Linked DNA regions of Homo sapiens: region 2 is linked to region 1. Evidence: chromatin loops called from intact Hi-C (ENCODE). Cell type or tissue: CD4-positive, alpha-beta T cell. All regions are shown on one strand.

Region 1 (5,000 bases):
GTGGAGAGGGACTGAAGATTGAGCTGGTCACCAATAGCCAATAATTTAATCAATCACACCTATACCATGAAGTCACACTTTTGCCTTCAGTAGTTAACAGCATCTACAGCCCCGTGTTTCCACATTTGTACAAAGGAATGTTCAGACTGAACCACACTTAAGTACAATTTTGAAACAGCATGAGGCTGGGCGTAGTGCCTCACGCCTGTAATCCCAGCACTTTGGGAGGCTGAGGCGGGTGGATCATGAGGTCAGGAGATTGAGACCATCCTGGCGAACATGGTGATACCCCGACTCTACTAAAAATACAAAAAAATAGGCCAGGTGTGGTGGTGTGCACCTGTAGTCCCAGCTACCCGGGAGGCTGGGGCAGGAGAATGGCGTGAACCCGGGAGGTGGAGCTTGCAGGGAGCAGAGATCGCGCCACTGCACTCCAGCCTGGGCAACAGAGCGAGACTTTGTCTCAAAAAAAAAAAAAAGAAAAAAAAGAAACAGCATGAAATTCCTTGTTGATGGGAAATACCCGAAAGGCCTGCCTGGGTTTTCAGAGAGCTTCCAGAAAGCTGAATTCATGGAGGTTCCTGGAGAATGGCACAGCCAGGAGGGAAAGGTAGCGCCGTGTCTCTTCCCTCATACACCGCCCACTGCATCTCTCCATCTGTATCCTTTGTAACATCCTTTATGAAAAACCAGTAACCTTTAGTGTTTTTCTGAGTTCTGTGAGCCACTCTAGCAAATTAATTGAACCCAAGGGGAAGGAGTTATGGGAACCCTGATTTATAGATGGCTGTCCAGAAGCACAGGTAAAATAACCTGGAGTTTGTGATTGCCTCCAGGTAGACAGTGTCAGAATTGAACTGAATTAAACGACACCTAGCTGGTGTCTGCTGCAGAACGCAGAACTGGTTGCTTGCTTGGCATGTAGGGAGAAACCCCTGCTCATGTGGTGTGAGAAGCGACCTGTGTTATAAGAGTGTGTGAGAAACTGAGTTTGGGTTTTCCTATGTCCTCAAAATAGTATATTTTGAAAGCCTTCTAGGCAGAATGTATTAAAATAGTTTTTACTCCCTGAAGGGATGCCAGCAAGCTAGAAAGATTCATTTCCAAAGGGCTTCCAGTGGTAGCATGGCTAGACATGAGACATCTTTCCATTTGTGTCATACAGCAAGTTATTTTTGCAGTACCATATACGCTATGCGGGAAACTTTTAAGTATTTTATAGGTTTGATTTAGGTACAAATGGCCAAGAAGCTATCATCTATACTCATCCTGGGGATTGGGAACGGAGGCAGTTAGATGTGCCTGTGCTTTGTACCTTCTGTAGATGGGAATGCAGTTGCTCACTCACCAATCAAATTTATTGATTTATATTTAAAATACTATGAATACATCTTCTGGCAATTTTGGTGGTGACATTTTCCTTAAAATATTTGTACTAGCCAGGCACTGTGGCTCACACCTGTGTAGTGCAATCTACTTGGGAGGCTGAGGCAGGAGAGTGGATCACTTGAACCTAGGAGGTCAAGGTTGCAGTGAGCTGTGATCATAACCACTGCACTCCAGCTTGAGTAACAGAGCAGGACCCTTAGCTCTTAAAAAAATTTATACCTACTCATCAGCTGAGGACCTGGGGGCAGGTTTAGAAAACAGATTTTGAACACACATCCTTCCCTCCCTCTTGTGTCTGACATCACTGAGCTGCCACACTTTTGCCTTCAGTAGTTAACAGCATCTACAACCCCATTTTCCCACATTTTTATGGTCAAAAGAATGTTCAGACTGACCCACACATGAGTACAGTTTTTAAAAAGCATGCAATTCCTTGTTGATGCGATAGGTTTTTCGTGACGAACTTAATTTTTAGGGAAAGCACATCTGCAGATGTGTACAGTTGATCTTCATGAGCCCTATGGGCCTGATAAACATTCTTTTGCCATTGTTTTCTCCTCTCCTTGGTGGTGAGTCACTTGTGCAGTGCCCAGCGGAAGAGGGTGGGAGGCTGGGGAGGAAGGCCTGTTCTGGGCAAAGGAAGCCCTGCTTGATGAGCATGAGGCTCCACGGGGGCAGTGGCTGTGACGGTGAGTGCCACACAGAGCTGCCCACACTGGTGGAGGGAAGGCAGGGAGATACCAGGACCATCCGGAAGGGGCTGAGTGTCATTTGACAGGTGCCATGTGAGCAGAGATGTGAAGGAGTGGCCCGGGACAATCAGGGCAGAATCCCTGAGGTGAGTGCGCTGGCTGGCAGAGTTTGGAGACCTGTCAGGAGTAGGGTGCATACTGGGTGGGAAGCCTGCTGGGGTGTGCAGTGGCCCTCGGAGGGGGTCCGCGGTTCCCAGAAAAAGGAATTTGGTAATCTGTGGTGGCATTTTTGGGTGGCAGCACTGGCACCTTTGGCAGTGGCAAGAACACTTCCTGTCTGACCTTCATGTAGGGGAGGTCGTCTGATGTCCCAGACCTGTTATAAATATGAAAAAAAAATTTTTGTGCATAGTTTTAACAGGTGTTCTGAAGTTCCAGGAACAAAATCACCTTATAAATCAAAGATGACTGTGTATTGTTCTCTTCAGAATCACAGCAAGAATTCAGTTTCCAGAAGGAAAAGCTACAGTAGTTGCTTCATGGACATGGCTTGCCCTTGAGGTTGGTGGTGTCAGTGCATGAGCAGCCTGGTAAGGGTGGTTCTCTGGCCGCCACCCTTGGTCCTCTAGCGTGGTTGTGAAGTCACTTTCCTTTACTCCCCATTGCATCATAGTTGGGACAGAGCAGTGGTTCTCTGCCGTCTTGTGCGAGTGCTGGGATGCTGTCTCTACTTCCTTTTGGGTTGCCAGAGGCAGCATTTAGAGCACAGTGTGGGCATTATGTTGTGGACCAAGGCAGCCTATTGCAAGGACCTGATCGGGCGGCAGCCGTGGGGCAGCTCTGAGTAGAACATCGGGTCACCTGGCTGACTGGTGTGCTGAGAACACGCAGGAGGAGGCTGGAGACGGGGTTCTTGCCTGGGGAACAGGAGGGAGGCTACTCGCATCACAGCGGAGAATGCCTGTTGGGTTTGGGAGGGGGGTTTCGGCTGCAAAGCTGGCTGTCAAGGGGCAGGAATTGGGAGGAGGGTCTAAAGTCTTGAAGAGAAATGTGGGGTCGTTGTGTAGGGGCCACCATCACCTGGAGAGCAGGGCAGATGCCAGCGTGTGTGTGAGAACTAGGTCACTTGAAGGGAGGTCCCCAGAGTGTCCCCGGGGTGTGCCTTTCTCTCACCTAGGTCTGGAGTGCCTCCAGAAGCGAGGATTTCCTGCAAGGGCGGTGGCCTCCCAGGGTCTGTGGGGGGGCATCCCCGTCTCTTTACATGTCTGACTGACCAGAGTGGGGTGGGGTGGCAAGGTGGTGCTCGTCCCAAAGCTGGGGGAAACCTGGTGATGGTTCCCACTCCCATTGTTGCACTTCGCTTTTGATTTCTCTGGAAGAGCAAGTCTTTGTGTGGTGTTTCCCCTCAGCCTACATTTTTAAAATGAACGTTTCTTGAAGGCAGAAATCAAGTTTTAGGCATTGGCTCAATCACTGGTGCAGCCATTGCATTAATTTTCTTTAACCTGGTGCGGAGAAGCTACAAGGGCCCCACCCCCTTCTAGTGGTTGGAGGAAGGAGCAACTTGCTCTCCCAGTTTATGACAGCAACACCAGCAGTGTGCTGTTCCAGTTCCCCTTTTTTTTTTCAAGTGGTGTAGAAAGGGGCCTTCAGGGCCCTGGATCCCCCAGCCCCACACAATGGTGGGCCTATGTTCGTCCAGAACAGTGCCTGGCAGTAGCTCAGTGCCCAGCATGTCTGTGGTGAGTGTGTAGTTCAGGAAGTGAACTGGCAAAACTGAGTATCACCCTCTCTTCCTGGGTTCTTGCCACTCCCCTGAAAACCAGGGTAGCATTGTCACATCAGATAGCTCCGCTACGTGTGCGCTGACCATGCTGAGATGGGCACTGTGGACTCAGCCTCTGGTCATTGCTGGAACCAGCGGCCTCCATGTGAGGTACAGGGGAACGCACTGCTAGCAGATGGTTGGGATGTGGACACTCGTCCTGCCCTCTTGGCTTGGTGCTGTGCCATCGCACAGTCATTCGCTGTTTAGCATGCATGGGAGAGAGTGAAGCACAAGGGCCCAGGCCCCTGGGAGTGCCTGCCCTCAAGTTGGAAGAGCCCTTGGGCACAGCATAGGCGCCTGGCAGAATTGGACTGGGCCATGATCCAGGGCATTGGGACCTCACCTAGGAGTTGGGGTTCTGGTCAGAAGCCCTGTGGAGACAGGGTCTCCCCTGTGGGCACCAAACTGACCTCAAACTGCTGGTTCTTTGGCCCTGGGGACGGGGCTGGTTGAAGTACTCTCCCGGCAGCTGTCACCTGCAGGGAGAGGTGGGGGTAGGGGTGCTGTGTTTCTTAGCTGTTCCTCGTTGCAGTGTTAAATCCCTGCAGGTTCCTTATTCTCAGCTTGTGTTGTGAGTTTCAGTGTTGGGGGCTAATGTGGGTTTGCGTTTTTGGTCTTGGTTTTCCCAGTGGCCAGTCCATCAGCCACTGCACTGGGGGCCAGGTAGAGGCCAACTGCACCCTGCCTGCCAGAGTAGAAATACTGGTAGGCCCCAGGCTCTGCTGCCCCTTCCATGTCCTTGTGTAAGCATCCATGGACAAAGCTGACTCACGGGGTGTGCACAGCTGCAGGGAGGCCAGGAAACAGGGGTTTTATTCTAGAGGGCCTTGTGCTCAGTGACAGACCAGAGTCCCATCACTGAGAGAGCAGGGCTGGGGCAGCACAAAGGACTGGAGAGCATTTGCCATGATGCCATGTGCACAGCCAGTGCAAGTCCTTCATTGTAGCTGTGGTCAGAGGTCATGAGACACTGCCTTCAGCAGCCCTGGGAGTCCACCTGGTGTGTGGTTAGAGCTGTGCATCTGCAGATTTCAGAAGGACTTACGTTTGGTGAGGTGCTTTGAAGTAACACTTCACAAATACCAAGAAGC
Region 2 (5,000 bases), 410 kb after region 1:
GGCAGAGTCTCCCACAACATCAGTGTCTCCACATCACCAGGTCCGACAGTGGCTTCACCATCCTCACCTAACCTAGCTGACCAGCAACATCCCACCCTGTCAATCACAACCTCTTTCTATTTAAGAAAATTATATATTTATGGGGCACAGTGTGATGTTTTGATATCTATGTACATTGTGGAGTGACAGATTAATGTATCCATCTCATGTTTTTTTTGGTGGTGAGAATATTTGAAATCTACACTCAGCAATTTCAAATACAGTCATCCCTCTGTGCCTAAGGGGGATTGGTTCCAGGACCCCCTCATGGATACCAAAATCTGCAGATACTCAAGTACCCTGCAGTCAGCCCTCCCTCTGCACATATGTGGGACAGTCAGATACAGAGGGCCAACTGCGTACAGTACACGGTTATCAGCTGAAGTCACCATGCTGTGCAATAGACCTTGAGTTTATTCTTGTATAGCAGGGACTCTGTACCCTCTGACTAGAATTTCCCCAAATCCTCTTGTCTCAGCCCCTGCTAACCACCGTTCTACTCTCTAATTCTATAAATCAACATTTTGATTCCACATATAAGTGAGATCATGTGATATTTGTCCTGTTCCTGGCTTATTTCACTTAATATAAATGTCCTGTAAATTCACCCATGTTGCAAATGGCAGGGTTTCCTTTTTTATGGCCAAATAGTATTCCATGATGTGTATACACCACATTTTCTTAAGCCATTTATCCACTTTATCCCTTTATCACTTTGCTTCTAGACCACGTAGGTTGATTCCGTATCTTGACTGTTGTAAAAGTGCTCTTAAGAAACACAGGAGTGTGGGTATCTCTTCCATATATTCATGTCGTTTCCTTTGGGAAAATACTTAGCAGTAGGATTGCTGGGTCACGGTACTCTTTTTAAGTTTTTGAATAACCTCCATATGCTTCTCCATAATGGCTATAATAATTTACATACTCACCAACATTTATTTTCTTTGAAATTAGTCATTCTAAGAAGTGTGAGATAATCTCATTGTGATTTGGTTTACGTTTCCCTGATGATTAATGATGTTGAGCATTTTTTTATATACCTGTTGGCCATTGGTATGTCTTCTTTTGAGAAGTGTCTCTTCAGGTTCTTTGCTCATTTTTTAGTCGTTTATTTGCTTTCCTGCTATTGAGTTTGAGTTCCATGTATATTTTGGATATTAACCCCCTACTTAATGTATGGTTTGCAAATACTCTATCCCAATTTGTGAGTTGTCTTCACTCTGTTTATGATTTCCTTTGCTGTGCAGAAGCTTTTTAGCTCTATGCAATCATGTATGTTTATTTTTCTTTTGTTGCTTGTGCTTTTAGGGTCATATGCAAGAAGTGATACAACCCTGAAACCTAGGCCAGTGTCATGGAGTTTTTCACCTGTGTTTTCTTCTACTGGCTTTACAGTTTCAGGCCTTACAATTAAGCCCTTGTCTGTTTTGAATGGATTTTTGTGTAGGGACATTCCCTCCACAAGGGCTTTCTCTGGCCTTGCTGATGCTCCTCCGTCTCCCTTGTGTCCTCTCCACTCCACCCTCTTCATGTGGAAGAACCCTTGGCATCCTCGTGTGGCCTCTCTGTCCTATCCAGCCCCCCATGGTGACCTCACACTTGCCTCTCTGACGTGGGTCTCTCTCCCAAACCCTCTTCCAGGTCCAACCACTGCCTCCATCCCAGACTTGCCCAGGGGCCCAATCCCTGCAGTCCTCAGACATCTCAGAGCTGTCTCTGAGTTGTTTTCTCTAACAGTCCACAATAGGTCTGCAAAGGAATCCTGCAGGCTCTTCCTGTAGCCAAAGACCTTGACCTCATCTTACCTGCTCCCCGCCAGTCCCCCACCGTGGCCCACTGGCACTGTCCTCTTCTGCCCAGGAGACCTGGGGACCTCATCTCCTCCCGCTGCTCCAACAATGCATTCTCAACCCAGCAGGTAGATGGGTTTCTACTTTAAAATATGTAGGATGAACCAGTCTGGTGATCCGATGTACAACAGGAGGAATGTAGGTAATAAAATTGCACTGTTTTGGGAGTTCCTGCTAAATGACTAGACTTCAGCTGCTCTTGCCACAAAATCCTAAAAGTGGTTGACTCTGGGAGGTGATGGGAATGTTAATTGCTCCCCTGTAGTGACCATTTTGCTATCTGTTTGTACTTTGTAACATCACGTTGCATACCTTAAATATACACAATGAAATTTATTAAAACAATGAAAATAAAAACTAAGCAAGAGCCTGCCCCTGCTGTACTCAAGGCCCTGCAGCAACTCAGATTCATTCCGGGAAAGCTTCGCAGTGGCCTGGGAAGTGCTACATAATCCACCCCGAGCTCTTCCTCTCTCGTCACCACTGTGCCCCCTGCTCCCTGCAGACCCAGCATGATGGCCTCTCTGTTCTTCAGCAAGCCAGGTGGGCCCTGCCTCGGCCTCTGATCTCCAGGGAACATTTCTCCCCCATACCTGTGTGGCGGTTGCCCCTCTCCTTCAGGTCTGCTCCCACAGGGTGTTTTATAGAAATGGCTTGAAACAGACGCCCTTCCTCAGCCCTTGACCACGCAAGCTCTGAGGAGCCACTGGTGTCCCTGTGGCTTTGCTGCAACCAGATCTCTCTGGTCAAGGGCAGCCCTAGGCAGGAGGATCTCCGAGGCTGGCTGTGGGTGACATGTGGAAGGAAACTGAGGCCAGGCACTGCATAGAAAAGCAACAGTTTGTTTGCTGGAAGGTAGGGGACACATTCTCAAGACACTGATGTATTTGTCCAGTAGCTCAATACTTTTTTCTCAACTCTTATTTTCAGAGCTTTGTGGGAAAGCCGTGGATAGTTGGGACCCAAAGGTCGTTTTCAGTTTCAGGATCCTGTGGCCAAAGAGAGGAGATAAAAATGCTTGGGGCCATTTTACCTTCTACATTACCTAACTGAGTAGCTATTATTTCATGAGGTTGACAGCAGCAAAATATAAGGAGATGCTTAAACTATTTAGTAACTGGAGAATCATAATTAAAACCATAATGAGATACTGCTTTAGCTCGGGGTGGGTTGGGGCGGGGGTGGTTCGGGCGGGTGGTGGGAACTGCAGCACTAGGTGATGTTGAAGTCTGAGTGATGATGGCACATTAGGTGAGCCCAGAGGTGCTGTGAGGAGTGTAGAATAAGGCCGCTGCTTTGGAGTGCAGTCTGGGGTCAAACTAAAAGGCATACCTTGGAGAAACCATGGGTTTGCTTCTAGACCATTGCAATACAGCAAATACTGCAATAAAGCAAGTCCCATGAAATGTTTGGTTTCCAAGTGCATATAAAATGCTTTTATAGGCTGTAATGTAGTCTACTAAGTATGCAGTAGCATTATGTCTAAAAAAGCCAATGTATGTACCTTAATTTTAAAATACTTTGTTGCTAAAAAATGCTAATGATCATCTGAGTGTTCAGTGAATTGCCATCTTTTTGCTGGGGGAGGGTCTTGCCTCAATGTTGGTGGCTGCTGACTAATTAGGGTGGTGGCTGCTGGAGTTTGGGGTTGCTGTGGCAATTTCTTAAAATAAGACAATGAAGTTTGTCACATCAATTGACTTCCATTCAAAAGACTTCTCTGTAGCATGTGTTGCTGTTTGATAGCAGTTTACCCACATAACATCTTTAAAAATTAGAGTCACTCTTCTCAAACCCTGCCACTGCTTTATCAACTAAGTTGATGTCAATTCTAAATCCTTTGTTGTCATTTCAACCGTGTGCACAGCATCTTCACCAGAAGTAGATTCCATCTCAAGAAAACACTTCCTTTGTTCATCCATAAGAAGCAACTTGTCATCCATTCATGTTTTCTCATGAGACTGCAGCAATTCAGTCCCATCTCCAGGCTCCACTTCCAATTCTCGTTCTCTTGCTGTTTCCACCACATCTGCAGTGACTTCCTCCCCTGAAGTCCGGGATCGCTCAGAGTCATCCATGAGGGCTGGAATCAACATCTTCCAAACTCCTGTTCATGTTGCTGTTTTGACCTCCTCCCATGAATCATGAATGTTCTTAAGGCATCTAGAATGGTGAATCCTTTCCAGCAGGTTTTTAAAAATTTTCTCCCAGATCCATCAGAGGAATCATTGTCTAAGGCAGCTGTAGCCTTATGAAATGTCTTAAATAATAAGACTTGAAAGTTAATTATGGAAGTTAACTTGAAAGTTAATAAGACTTGAATGTTGTGTTAATGGCTATTTTAATATTTTAATGGACTTAAAATAGTAAACCATGCAGTAAACAGATGTGCTGTCATGTAGGCTTTGTTGTTTCATTTATACAGCACAGGTAGAGTAGATTGAACATAATTCCTAAGGGCCTTAGAATTGTTGTAATTGGTGAATGAGCATTGGCTTTAATTTGAAGTCGCTAGCTGCATGAGCCCCTAACAAGAGAGTCACCCTGTCCTTTGAAGCTTTGGAGCCAGGCATTGGCTTCTTTCTAGCTATGAGAGTTCTGGATGGCATCTGCTTCTAATAGAAGGCTGTTTTGTGTGCATTGAAAATCCGTTGTTAGTGTGGCCCCCTTCATCAGTGATCTTAGCTGGATCTGCTGGAGAACTTGCTGCAGCGCCTTCATCAGCTCTTGCTGCTTCTCCTTGCATTTTTATGTTACAGTGATGGCTTCTTTTTTTAAACCGCATGAACCAACCCCCGCCAGCTTCAAGCTTTTCTTCTGCAGCTTCCTCGCTTCTCTCAACCTTCATAGAATTGAAGAGAGGATCTTGCTCTGGATTAGGCTTTGGATTAAGGAAATGTTGTGGCTGGTTTGATTTTCTATTCAGACCGTGCACACTTTCTGCATATCTGCAATAAGACTTTCGCTTTTTTATCATTCGTGTGTTCACTGGAGTACTTTCAGTTTCCTTCAAGAACTTCTCCTTTGCATTCACAGCTTGGCTGACTTTGGCACAAGTAGCATCTTTCTGCTTTGGATGTGCCTTCCTCACTAAGATTGATCATCTCTAGC

The links. Peaks named below come from ENCODE experiments on the same cell type or tissue, not always from the same donor. Only the 100,000 strongest peaks of a DNase experiment are listed, where the experiment ranks them.
Region 2: it touches region 1 in a loop (2.6-fold over the local background); 10 of 110 quality-filtered maps call a loop at or near these places.

The regions. Positions count from the first base shown.
Region 1 is chr1:228,086,051-228,091,050 of GRCh38, forward strand. The region is part of intron 1 of ARF1 (ARF GTPase 1); the gene reads left to right. Among named protein-coding and RNA genes, the nearest start is that of ARF1, 5.8 kb to the left of the region's middle. RefSeq lists an enhancer at 3,917-3,976. In CD4-positive, alpha-beta T cell, no CTCF peak of the experiment used is centred here; DNase peaks (open chromatin) are centred at 2,041, 2,721, 3,731 and 4,791; H3K4me3 peaks cover 1,026 bases; H3K27ac peaks cover 2,112 bases.
Region 2 is chr1:228,495,615-228,500,614 of GRCh38, forward strand. RNF187 (ring finger protein 187) reads left to right here. Exons shown (of 4, transcript NM_001010858.3): 4 at 1-574. Among named protein-coding and RNA genes, the nearest start is that of RNF187, 11 kb to the left of the region's middle. In CD4-positive, alpha-beta T cell, no CTCF peak of the experiment used is centred here; no DNase peak of the experiment used is centred here; H3K4me3 peaks cover 451 bases.